Linked DNA regions of Homo sapiens: region 2 is linked to region 1. Evidence: chromatin loops called from intact Hi-C (ENCODE). Cell type or tissue: ovary. All regions are shown on one strand. Links, peaks and the distances in the headings refer to the core of each region. The heading gives the core; the rest is flanking DNA.

Region 1 (6,541 bases), core at 897-5,896:
GGATTACAGATGTGAGCCACCGCACCCAGCACCCACTCATAAATGCCACCTCTTGGTTGCTCAAACCAGAAATCTGGGAGTCATCCTGTGTTTTTCCGCAGACTTTGTCTCTGATTTACAATCTATAGCCAGTCCTGCCAGTTCCAAAATATACCCTGGAGATGAATGGCCATTTGTGACTGTCCTCACTGCTATCGCCTGGGTCAGGCCCCCAGAGTCTCTTTGCCTGGGATGCTATTGTAGCTCTGAGCTGGTCACCTGCTTTCCATCCTGGCTCCTGTGCAGTCTGCTCTTCACACAGCAGCCAGAGTGGTTTAGCAATCAGCAAACAGGTCACAGCTCCCAGCTCCCCTGATGAAAGGCCTCCAACAGCTTTGCCTCATCCTGAGAATAAGATATGAAGTTTCCCCTGCAGCCTCCAGCCCCGTGTCATCTGCCGCCACCTGCCGTCCTGCTCTGACCTGTCACCTCGTCTCTGTGTGTACCTTCTTTCAGTCACAGTGGCCTTTCTGTTCCCGGAAGAAGTCCCGCGTTCCCATGTCATCGCACTTGCCATTCCCTTTGCCAGAACATTCCCCCCGTGATAGCCCCATGATGGAGCTTCGAGTCAGTCAGTTCTCTGTGTGGTTGAGGTCTCCCCACAGAGGCCCAGCCTCCATGTCTGCAGGAGCTCTCCTGAGGCACCCTCTCCAGTGTATGTTTTGCATAGAAATTGTTACTCCCGGAAATTCTCCTTACTTATCTGCTCATTTGCTGCAAGCCAGATGTAAGTGCTCAGCAGAACTGTCTCTCATGTTCCACTCCCCACAGGTCCCAGGGCCCTGACCCATGGCAGTCGCTCACAATGTATATACTGGGGCAGCAAATGCAGTGGTGGCATCAGAATTCCAGAGCCTTCTTGGAGAGTGAATGGTACTTCGCTGCCTTTCCATCTTAGTAGCTCAGAGGAAACGTGGAACTTGTAAGGGTTTGTGAGGTAGTTCCTGAATCAGACGTCTCCTCTGTTAAAGGTGCCCAGTGTGGAGAGCGTTGTTATTTTTTATCTAATATATAATGAGACACCAAGGAGGACTTCCAGCCTCCCTTGGGAAATTTCCCTGAGTCTCTGTCGGAGGAGGACTTGTGTCTTGTGTCATTCTCTCTCACTATGATAGCCTGGTACAAAGAGATCCTCCGTAGACAAGAGTTGTTCCATCAGCAGACAGAGAGCTGGATTCAGCCCTCTGGCAGGAGTGCCACGCCTCCCTCCCCAGATTCCCCCTCCTCTCTCTCCTGCCCTCTGCTTCCCCAGAGCTTCCTTGCTTTGGCTTCCTAGACATAATTAAGATTTTCCGGGAAGTTGTCTAGGCTGTACATCATCTCCGTGGGCTTTTGAAATAGCCTCTGGTTTGTCATTTATTATATCGTTCCGATTTGTCAAGGTCTCCTTCTCAACGTGGGGAAAAAAAATGCACTCCGCTTCCAGGTGTACATGGGAATCGTTTAAAATACAGCGTGATTACAGCTGGGCCACCTGGCTGCTCGTTCTACCCCGTCTTTGAGAGGAGGCAGCATTGGCTGTGCTGGCTTGGTGTAGCCACTGGCTAAGAAGGTGTCCTCCTCCTCTCTGCCCCTGCCTCCAGCCTGAGCAAGCCCTAGTTCTGCTGGGTGAGGGGGATGCTGGGATGTTTCTCTGCCTCCTCCAGCCCGCAGCCCCCACCTGGCTCCCCGCAGCTTTTATGAGAGCTGTGGCGCAGAGGACTGAGGAGCGGATTGAAGCCAGCCCAGGGTCACGTGTGGCTTTATGGATGAGAGCCCTTGAATATGATTGTCTTCCTATTTTCTAGTTTTTCTTACCTTTGGGACATTTTCTCATCACCTAATGCTAGTCTTCAAACTGTAAGGTACATCAAAATCACCCTGGATAGTTATTAAAATGCAGATTCCTGGCCCTCGTCTCCGATCCACGGAATTCGTTTCTGGGAACCGAGACCCACGAATCTGCATTGTAACAAGTTTCCCCTTCCCTCCCAGCCCTCCCCATGTGACTTTGATGAGCGTGGTTCAGGGTCCCCCTTTGAGCCCTGCTGATATAATGGACCTCTCTGCTCAGATCACCGCCACATCCAAAGTGCCCTGCCACCCCCTAATCCCCCGCTGCCTCTGCCTCTGCCCCATGAATGCAGCCGCTCAGGTCTTTGCTCCTGCTGATGCGCGGCCACGTTCCTCCAGTCTTCTCTTCTGTTCCTGCAGGAGACAGCTGCCACATTGAGGCTTCACAGGCACTTCTCTGTGACCCCTTTTTTCTCTCCATTGTGACCTGACCCTATGGCATTCTTCAGAATTCATAAGGGAAGTGAGCTTTCAACGTGATTTCTTTTTTAAACCTATCTTTTTTATCCCCTTGAAACATGAGACTTTGCCTTGACCTTGGGTTTCAGGGATGATGAGTCCTCTTCTGCTGGTGCTACAGGCGTCCTTGTTCCAGCCTTGACATTGTTTTCCTTGTAGGTTCCTGGAGCAGGGATACATTCTGGATTTCCAACATGAATTGTGTGAGATTTTTGTTGTTCTTTTAACCTCCCTGTTACCGTCTTCCTTCTCATCCTTCATCTGTTGTGCGCCTGGTGCTCCTTGAGGACTTTGTATTCTTGGCTTTGGGCTTCCTTCCCATGCGGCTTGAGGCGCTGGCCCATGTTATCTGTTGTTGTCTAGAAGTCTCTCCACAAAGCCCAGCCCCTTGCAGATGATTTGTCTTTGCCTTCTGAGCTTCTCTTTTCTCTCATGTGGGGTGGGGGCATCCATGTCCTCCTGGTCTCTTGGAGTGCGTTCCACCTTCTCCGTCTGCTTGCTCTCCAGGGCTTTCTTAGCCAGGTCCCCGGCTGGAGTGGATGTTTGCTATGAGCTTGGGTCTGTGCACGCGTCCCCGGCTGGAGTGAGTGAGTGTTGAGCTCAGGTCAGTTCACACGCCCCCAGCTGGAGTGAGTGTTCGCTGAGCTCCAGTCTGTGCATGCGCCCCCGGCTGGAGGGAGTGTTTGCTGAGCTCAGATCTGTGTGCGTGTGCCCGGCTGGAGTGAATGTTTGCTCTGAGCTTGGGTCTGTGCATGCGTCCCCAGCTGGAGTGAGTGTTTGTTGAGCTCAGGTCAGTGCACGCGCCCCCGGCTGGAGTGAGTATTTGCTGAGCTCGGGTCTGTGTGCGCGCCCCCGGCTGGAGTGAGTGTTTGTTGAGCTCGGGTCTGTGCACGTGTCCCCGGCTGGAGTGAGTGTGTGCTGAGCTGGGGTCTGCGCATGAGTCCCTGGCTGGAGTGAGTGTTTGCTGAGGTGGGATCTGTGCATGAGTCCCCGGCTGGAGTGAGTGGTTCCTGAGCTCCAGTCTGTGCACGTGTCCCCGGCTGGAGTGAGTGTTTGCTGAGCTCCGGTCTGTGCGTGCGTCCCTGGCTGGAGTGAGTGTTTGCTGAGCTCGGGTCTGTGTGCGCACCCCCGGGTGAAGTGAGTGTTTGCTGAGCTCGGGTCTGTGCGCGCGTCCCCGGCTGGAGTAAGTGTTTGCTCTGAGCTCCGGTCTGTGCGTGCGTCCCTGGCTGGAGTGAGTGTTTGCTGAGCTCGGGTCTGTGCACGTGTCCCCGGCTGGAGTAAGTGTTTGCTCTGAGCTCCGGTCTGTGCACGTGTCCCCCGCTGGAGTGAGTGTTGGCTGAGCTCGGGTCTGTGTGCGCGCCCCCGGCTGGAGTGAGTGTTTGCTGAGCTCGGGTCTGTGCACGTGTCCCCGGCTGGAGTAAGTGTTTGCTCTGAGCTTCGGTCTGTGTGTGCATCCCTGGCTGGAGTGAGTGTTTGCTGAGCTCGGGTCTGTGCATGCGTCCCCGGCTGGAGTGAGTGGTTCCTGAGCTCGGGTCTGCACGTGTCCCCGGCTGGAGTGAGTGTTTGCTGAGCTCGGGTCTGTGCGTGCGTCCCCGGCTGGAGTGAGTGTTTGCTGAGCTCGGGTCTGTGCGTGCGTCCCCGGCTGGAGTGAGTGTTTGCTGAGCTCGGGTCTGTGCACGTGTCCCCGGCTGGAGTAAGTGTTTGCTCTGAGCTCCGGTCTGTGCGTGCATCCCTGGCTGGAGTGAGTGTTTGCTGAGCTCGGGTCTGTGCATGCGTCCCCGGCTGGAGTGAGTGGTTCCTGAGCCCAGGTCTGCACGTGTCCCCGGCTGGAGTGAGTGTTTGCTGAGCTCGGGTCTGTGTGCACGTCCCCGGCTGGAGTGAGTGTTTGCTGAGCTCGGGTCTGTGTGCACGTCCCCGGCTGGAGTGAGTGTTTGCTGAGCTCGGGTCTGTGCGCGCGTCCCCGGCTGAAGTAAGTGTTTGCTCTGAGCTCTGGTCTGTGCGCGCGTCCCCAGCTGAAGTGAGTGGTTGTTGAGCTCGGGTCTGTGCACGTGTCCCAGCTCTGCTTTGCTGTTTGTCGTTCATCCTCTGGATCTTGTTTAAAAAGTGAATGTTAGAACTGAAATTGACTCAAAGTCTTCCCCTTGGTTTGATAAATGAGGAGACCCAGGCTCTAGGAAGTGAGGTGACTGTTCAGGGTCACAGAACACTCCCTGGGAATTTGTCAGCTATCAAAATTTAAACTGCATCCCCTTTGACTCAGCAGCTTCATTTCTAGACATTCATCCCAAAGAGATACTTAAGCACATGCACAAAGAGACAGGCACGAGGCTGTAGATGGTGGTGTTATTTGAATTGGGATCAATAAAAGGCTGGTGGAATAGATCGTTGGTTCGATCCTAAAATGCAGCGATGACAAAGAACGGGGCTGGTCTGTGTACACCGGCGGGATGAGAGCGCAGGCCTGTCGCGGAGTAAGAGGTAGCAACACGGCAAGCTGTGCCATTTGTCTGATAGAAAACAAAACCAGTAAGAGTACATAAACCTGTGACAGTGGTAAGGAGACCAGGGCAGTGATGAAGGGTGACCTGCACTTTCTGTGCTCTGGACTTAGGCATTTGAATTGTTTTAATGCAGATGGCATTCACAAACCATGCAGTTCACGTGTTCTAAGTGTATAATTCATTGGTTTTCCGTGTATTCACAGAGTTGTGCAACCATCACCACTGTCCAACTCCAGAACATTTTGATGAGATCCTGTTCCTATTTGCAGTCACTCACCTCTCCCTGCAGCCCTTGGCAACTATGAAACTACCTTTTGTTTCTGTGTATTATCTTTTGAATGCAGTAGACTCAGCTCCTTCATGTGCAGAATGGGAAGCCAGATGAACTGGATCAGAGCATGTAAAGTGCTTGCCGTGGTGCTGGGCACTTAGCCAGCCTCCAGTGAAATATTAACTGACATTGTTATTATTGTCATGTCCTCTCTTCTTGGACTGTTGTCCACCTTTTTTTTTTTTTTTTTGAGACAGGATCTCACTCTGTCACCCAAGCTGGAGTGCAGTGGCATGATCTCGGCTCACTGCAACCTCTGCCTCCTGGGTTCAAGTGATTCTTCTGCCTCAGCCTCCTGAGTAGCTGGTATTATAGCCACCAACATAGCCAGCTAATTTTTATATTTTTAGTAGAGACGGGGTTCTGCCATGTTGGCCAGGCTAGTCTCAAACTCCTGACCTCAGGTGGCCCGCCCGCCTTGGCCTACAAAAGTGCTGGAATTACAGGTGTGAGCCACCGTGCCTGGCCCCAACATCTTGAATAGTTGTATGGACCCGATGAGAGAGAATGAGCTCTCTAGAAATCTAACAGATTATCATACAACTTGTTGGCCTGGTTGGGATTTATACTCTATCCCTATTCCTTGACATGCAGGGGTCTGGCATGTGTACAACAGGGCCATACACATTTAAAAATGGACATATATTTTCCCTGCAGTGAACATATGTTACTTATATAATTTGAGAAAATAAACTTTTTAAAGAAACAAAGAGAAAACATTATAAAGCCATGTTAAATGTACCTTGTTAGTTGGATGGCATCCCTAGTGAGAGTGACAAATTTTGTCTTTGTTGACTGATACATATATATATATTTTTTGCTAAGTTTTTACAGTCAGGCTCAAGTGAGGTATTGGTCAGTAATTCAGTCAGGAAGGAATGAGAGTCCAATTTGTGGATGTTTCATGGGTTCTGAGAAGCTAGATGGAGTCTTTGCCCTTTTGAAGCTTCTAATCTAGGTAGACGGTCAAGGTCATGATCTGATGTTCTATTAATGACTTCAATGACCTCCACCACCATTGCCATCCATGGAGCATGCTTTCCGGACCAGGCACCCTTCTGATTGATTCAGCTCTTCCTTGATGCCTCCTCTGATGTTAACCTACGAGAAAGGTGTGATTATTCTCTTTGTTCTGGGCAGGAGACTGTGTGCCGGCCAGCTGAGCCCCTTGCAGAAAGTGGCTGAGCCATGATTTGAGCCCAGGTCTGTCTGGCCCCAGCCCCTGTGCCTTTTGCAGTGTTGTGTCCTCACTCTGTTGACGTGCATCGTTTTTTAGCTGCCCCATATCTAACTGCCTGTGGTATGGCATAGAGTCCTAGCATTGAGGCAGTTCTGTGAAATCCTCTGCATGGGCTTTTGAAATTCCAAGGTTCTCTTC
Region 2 (6,541 bases), core at 754-5,753, 99 kb before region 1:
TCACAGGCCAAGCTCACATTAGTTCTTTTCTTGAACATTGATATGATGCCTCACCCAGGCTGTGGGCCAAAAGGACAGCGTGGCATGATGAAAAGAACATGCAACGTGCACCGGAGACTCGGGGTAGCCCGAGTGGAACCCTGCTCCCTCATTTCCTGCCGTGTGACCTCAGGCAACTTTGAGCCTGTTTCCTTATTTGTGAAATGCGGATATGGGGATTGAGTGAAATGGGGGAACCCTTAGCTCAGTGCTTGTCTGTTTAAGTATTGACTTCTGTCCCACTTTCTCTAGTTAGTGCCCAGTAAATTGTTGACTTGATCTCAACTCAGAACGAGGATCTTTGCCTGTGGCGTGGAATCATTTCTCCAATCATGGAGAATGGGCGGAGAATGAGATTTGTAACACACCTGCCTGTTAGTTTTAGATGAGCCCTTCTGGAATTAATATGGTGTAGGCTTGGGTAGAAAGCACATCTTGTGCATAACTGCATTATCTTAGCAATTAGCTGGAATGAAGGTTCCATGTGCCCTCTACTGAGGACACCCGTCTAACAAAGGGTTTCTTTGGCTCCCAGCAAGGCTGGCACCCCTGCAGATGTATGACGATACCCAGCCAAGTTGATCTCTCTGCCTAATCCCTAGTTCCAGGGATAGCCTGTGGAGCATTGTAGGGAGTTGGCTTCATTCCTCACCCTTCCATTCTTTCAGAGACGATGGCTCAGCACACTGTATGTTGGGCTGCTTCTCAAGAACTAATTCCCAGTAACTAGCAATCCCAGTATTGAGTAGATGCAAGATGATTTTGAGAACTCTCGCTGTTCTGTTTCTAGGCTTCAACTTCGGATATCTTGGACCAGGCGTTTCTCCCTAAAGCTTTTGCTGAAGTTTCACCAAAGGATTTTATGAGACTGTAGGTTCCATGGACCACATCTGCATAGAGACATGGCTGTGTATTTCACAAGTAGGAGAATAGAAATCCCCACTGGGGCTGGGCACGGTAGCTCACACCTGTAATCCTAACACTTTGGGGAGCCGAAGCAGGAGAATCACTTGAGCCCAGAAGTTTGAGACCAGCCTGGGCAACATAAGGAGACCCTGTCTCTATTAAAAATAAGTACATTTAGAAATAAAAATATAAAAAGGAAAGGAAATCCCCAGTAGGACTGGGAGAACTCATACCTCATGGGTAGTGGGCTCAGTGGCCTTGGTGAACACTTAAGAGAGGGACAGGAAGTACAAGGTCCTTTGCTGCTACTCCCTTATCCCGTGCTTTTGCAGACATTACTAATCAATCACTGCACTCTTTGTAGCCCTAGAATCTTAGAATCCAGTGCATCTAGGCAGCCACTTCCAGTCATAGGCACCAATTTTCTTTACTGAAAATCTATTCTTCACCTCTCTTGTCTCTGGGAACTCTAAGTAAGTCCCTTTCCAAAAGCGCAGGCTAGTCAGATGTCTCTAACAAATGGTTCTAGGGCCAAGTGGGAATGATGAGATTTGCCACAGCAGGGAATAGCACCGTGACTCTGATGTTGCCAGGTGTGGAAATGATGCTGGTGAGGCCTGGGTGGTGGTCTGGATGCCCACTGTTTGCCCCATTGCTGGGTCTGCTGGACCCCACGAACTGCCTCCACTCCACTTTCTGACTGTATTCATGTTGCTGAGGGGCGTCAGGGGGCATGGTAGGAGTAGATGTTAGGTTTTTAACATGAGGAATCTTCATTTTAGTTTAGATTCAGGATCTTTCAGCCCTCTGAGTCTATCCCCTTGGTTACATAGCAGAGAGGCTTATGTGCTCTGCCAATTAGCCCACCAACTTTAGAAGGTCACAGCCAGAAAAATAGTCTTGTGCTAATGATTTAAAAATAACTTGGTGTTATTATATCATTCCATTCCTGTGAAACATCTAGGATAAGCAAATTTCTAGAGACAGAAACGAGATTAGTGGTTGTCAGGGGCCGTGGTTGGGGTGTGGGTGGTTGGGAGTGACTGCTAATGGATATAGGTTTTCTTTTTGGGGTGATGAAAATGATCTCTTCATAGAATTGTTGTTGTTGTTGTACAGTCTTGCAAATATGCTAAAAACCACTGGACATGCACTTTAAAAGGGTGAATTATATCTTAAGGAAGATTAGAAAAAAGTAAGGAGATTTTGTACAAAATAAAATCAAGTGTTAATAACAGCTACTACTGAGCACTTAAAAACGTAACTTCATGGCAGAAGTGTTAGTGCTGTCCCCCATTTCTTGATGGCATTATAGCATCAATGTCTGGACTGTGGGAGCTTTCTCTTTTGGGTCTGAAATATTGAGATCTTGACTGCTTTCACTTCTGGCCTTGTGCCGGGAGTAGCGACTGTATGTGTGATTTCGAGATATGCAAATCATCCTCTTCTTGCTTTCCTGATTTTTCTCAGGATTGCTGACATGCTACAGCTGATCAAAACCCACACCCGAGTACATTTTTGACAGAGATACAGTGATGATTTCATCTTTCATTTTCACCTCCCTCTATCAGTCCCGCAATGATTTCCAGTGTCTGATACCTCGTCACGTTCTGCGGTTGATAATACTATCTCAATTCATGGCCCTTGAAGCCATGTTGACCACCTTTCTGACCTTTGGATAGACAGGGAATACCAGATGGGCTGCGTTTTCCCCTCGGATTTTCTTTCCAGCCTTTTCCCTTTCCACTCTCTTCTTTGCCCCGAGGCGCAGCTTGGTGGACTCCATCACGAGGTTCCCCGACCTCTGACTTATGGTTGGCTTTGGCCCATGTGGTCACTGGGAAGCTCTGCCAGGAATGACTTGAGGCTGGGGCAGTTACTCTCTCGTCTTCCTCTCTGCTGGAGGCTGCAGCTTCTTTAAGTGGCATGGCATCACTGCCCAATTGATGCTGGGCTCCAGTAGCCACTGTCTACCTTACCCTTCAGGCCTGAAGGAGCGTAGGGTGGGCATCTGATACGGTTTGGATGTTTGTTCCCTCCAAATCTTACGTTAAAATGTGATTCCTAATGTCAGAGGTGGTGTCTGATGGGAAGTATTGGGTCACGGGGACAGGTGGGTCCCTCATGAATGGCTTAGCACACTCCCCCTTGGTCATGAGTGAGTTCTTGCTCTATTAGTTAATGCCAGAACTGGTTACTTAAAAAGAGCCTGGCACTTCCACCCTCCCTGCCCGCCCTTCTTCTCTTGCCTGTGGCACGCCAGTTCCCTATGCCTTCTGCCATGACTGAAAGCTTTCTGAGGCTTCACTAGAAGCAGGTGCTGGACCGCGTTTCTTACACAGTCTGCAGAACTGTGAACCAAATAGACCTCCCTTCCATATAAATTACCCAGCCTCAGGTATTCCTGATGAGCAATGCAAAATGGACTAATACAGTCTTTCCACAATTGTCGGCCCCCGAATCCCTCACCACCCCTGTTGGTTTCTTTTCACCTTGCTCCTCTGTAAATGGTCTATTAAACCTCACCATCAACCCCTTTGATGGTGCCATGTACTTACTTCCTGCCGGGCTTTGACTGAAACACCAGGCTTGTTCCAACTGGATGGCTTTGCACGTGATGGCTCCCTTCTTGAACACTCTTCCCTCAGATCTCAGCACGGTCGGCTCCTTCTGAGGGTGTCCAGCCTCAGCACACATGTCAGCGCCTCCGAGGGGCCTCGTCTGTTTACCCTCTCATCGTCCATCCTAGTACCATGCGTCATTTTCTTTATATCACTTTGACCCTCTGAAATGATCAATACTTGGTTGGCTGACTGGGCTTGTCCAGGGCATCCACACCCTCCTAAGTAGATGAGGAGTTGGCAAATATATTCTGTTGAGGGGCAGAGGGTAAATATTTTTGGCTTTGCAGGCCATATGGTCTCTGTCACAACTACTGAAGTCTGCTGTTGTAGCAAGAAAGCTGCCAGAGACATTACATAAATGAGTGGACATGCCTGTGTTCCACTAAAACTTCATTCACAGAAACAGAGCAGAAATGTGTGGTAGGCACATTCTATTCAATAAAGCTATTTAAGAAGCCACAAAAAATACACAACAGGCTGGATTTGTCCTGTGGGCCATAGTTGATGACCTTGAGCTAGCCTGAAGGCAGTGGGGTCTTGTGTGTCCTGTTCACTTTGGGTCCAGTGCTTTGAACGGGGCCTGGCTCGTAGGAGGTGCGTAGTAACTGTTCCCTGAATGCAGACCCAGGAATGCCTGTTCCATGCAGGTCATGGTGCTGGGCAGCGGCAACACCCTGGAGGGCCGGCAAGCACGTGTTTATCACACAACATAGTTGTTGCTTTGTTTTTCTTTTTTTTTTGAGACAGTCTCACTCTGTTGCCAAAGCTAGAGTGCAGTGGTACGCTCTTGGCTCACTGCAACCTCCGCCTCCAGGGTTTAAGTGATTCTCTCACCTCAGCCTCCCAAGTAGCTGGGGCTACAGGCATGTACCACCATGCCCAGCTAATTTTTGTATTTTTAGTAGAGATGGGGTTTCACCATGTTGGCCAGGCTGGTCTCGAACTCCTGACCTCAGGTGATACGCCCACCTTGGCCTCCCAAAGTCCTGGGATTACAGGCGTGAGCCACTGCGTCTGGCCAGTTGTTGCTTCTGATGGTAGATAGGAATGTCCTTTGCGGAGCCCCCAGGGTGAATTGGGTCACCCTGCTGAGAAAGGCGGGACTGGCCTCCCTGAGGAGGGAACACTGGAGCTGCGTCTGGAAGGCTGATTAGGGGTTTGGCAGGTGGGTGAGGTGGGGTAGCAGGGAGGAGGGCTTTACGAGAAGCTTGAGAGGGCCTGGTGTGTTTGACGGACTAGACTCTGCTACCCAGGGTGTTGAGGGTGACTGGAGAGGAGCTCAAGTGGACAGAGGCCAGACCAGAGGCCTGCACACCATGCCTGGTGGTGGGTCATTATCCTCTAGGCGATGGAGCAGCACTGAGGATGCAGCACCGATGAATTCACATGGTTAGAGAGGCGTTTCCATTGAGAGCAGTGTGGAGAGTCATGGAGGGGCTGGTGGCAACAGGAGACTAGAAATCTCCTGTAGAAGCTTCCCTCTATAGAAGCTTCTTGCCCCACATGGGTCTTGGTCTAGGGTGGGGTCTTGGGAGGATTTGTATTTGTTAAACCGAACCTTTTGTTCAGCCAGGGCTGAGGACTGTTCCCTGCCTCGGCACATCCTGCGGTCTCTGTTGGAGAGAACGGACCATAAGCTGATGCAGGCTCTGTTTCTGGCTTGCTCGATGGTGGTACTGTTCCGTGGTGCAGAGGATGAGCAGGTGTAGGTGAGGAGAGGGTGTGTCCAGATTTGGACATTCTACAGGAGTGGGGTGGGGAGAACTGAGATGTTAACAAGTAATTGAAAAATGAGGTCACAGGTAGTACAGCTCTCAAGAAGACAGTACAAGATGATGATGTGAATCTGCAAAGGACCTATGGAGTGGGAATATCTTTTGGTTGGGAGGGTTTGCTTTCTTAGTTGGGGAAAGCATTTTGGAGGTGCGGTGTGTGTGTAGGGGCACAAAGGAGCCAAGACTGGAAGGATGAGGAGGAACCAGCTCTCCCAGTGTCTGGGGGAAGACAGGGAAGGGCATATGCAAAGGCCCTGGGGTAGGGATGAGTGTGGGGTATGGAAGAAATGTCAAGAGGGGCGCAGAGCAGAATGTGAGAGGGCAATGAGGTACGAAATAAGGCATTTGAGTGGAGTTTGGAAAACAGAATTTCCAGTTGACCAAGATTTCTGGTTAATAGAGTACTAGTTATGCTGGTTTAAGAAAACCCGTGCGATAGTGAATGACTGTAATAAGGATTTATAAGATGTACTTGGGAATCCTTGATCCTGTAGGTTCGTGATTTTGAGAAGTTCAACTGCTACATTTTTGCCCCTGGCCTAGCATTACAACCTTGAGAAGATTGAGTACTGTTTACAAGTATGTACTTTTTTGGTTGATAATATTTCTTGAAACTTCTCACTTTGAAAGGGGCCATACAGCATTTGGAAGCTGTATGGGCAGCCTGAGCATTTGGCTTGGATTTAATCATGGGATTTTCTTACTTTGGGCAGCAGAATTCATATAAGTGTGTTTATTCATGCCTTTTTTTTTTTTTTTTTTTTTGAGATGAAGTTTTTTGGCTCTTGTTGTCCAGGCTGGAGTGCGGTGGTATGATCTTAGCTCACTGCAACATCCGCCTCCCGGGTTCAAGCAGCTCTCCTGCCTCAGCCTCCTGAGTAGCTGGGATTACAGGTGCCCACCACCATGCCCAGCTAATTTTTGTATTTTTAGTAGAGACAGGGTTTTACCATGTTTGTCAGGCTGGTCTTGAACTCCTGACCTCAGGTGATCTGCCCACCTTGATCTCCCAAAGTGCTGGGGTTACAGGTGTGAGCCACCGCACCCGGCCTTATTCATGCCTTTTTGACTCACTTCTCCTGTGGCTGTTCTTGAATTTGCATTTGCCATCATGTGAGTGAATCAAGAGTTTGTCGTGTTCGGCCTTTTGAGGAACAGGATAAGGACCACTTAGCAGAACTTTTGGAGACATACTGG

What was found. Hi-C counts contacts between places; a loop is a spot of excess contacts. Peaks named below come from ENCODE experiments on the same cell type or tissue, not always from the same donor. Only the 100,000 strongest peaks of a DNase experiment are listed, where the experiment ranks them.
Region 2: a loop joins it to region 1, with 1.9 times the contacts of the local background. A loop is called at or near these places in 3 of 110 quality-filtered maps.

Annotation. Positions count from the first base shown.
Region 1 is chr16:12,257,797-12,264,337 of GRCh38, forward strand. All of the region lies in intron 14 of SNX29 (sorting nexin 29), which reads left to right. Among named protein-coding and RNA genes, the nearest start is that of SNX29-AS2, 110 kb to the right of the region's middle. RefSeq lists an enhancer at 3,557-4,063. In ovary, for the core only: a CTCF peak has its summit at 3,002 (motif pointing left); DNase peaks (open chromatin) are centred at 2,741 and 2,931; H3K4me3 peaks cover 514 bases; H3K27ac peaks cover 1,643 bases.
Region 2 is chr16:12,158,593-12,165,133 of GRCh38, forward strand. The region is part of intron 13 of SNX29 (sorting nexin 29); the gene reads left to right. Among named protein-coding and RNA genes, the nearest start is that of SNX29, 190 kb to the left of the region's middle. RefSeq lists an enhancer at 4,646-5,146. In ovary, for the core only: no CTCF peak of the experiment used is centred there; a DNase peak (open chromatin) is centred at 3,608; H3K27ac peaks cover 2,056 bases.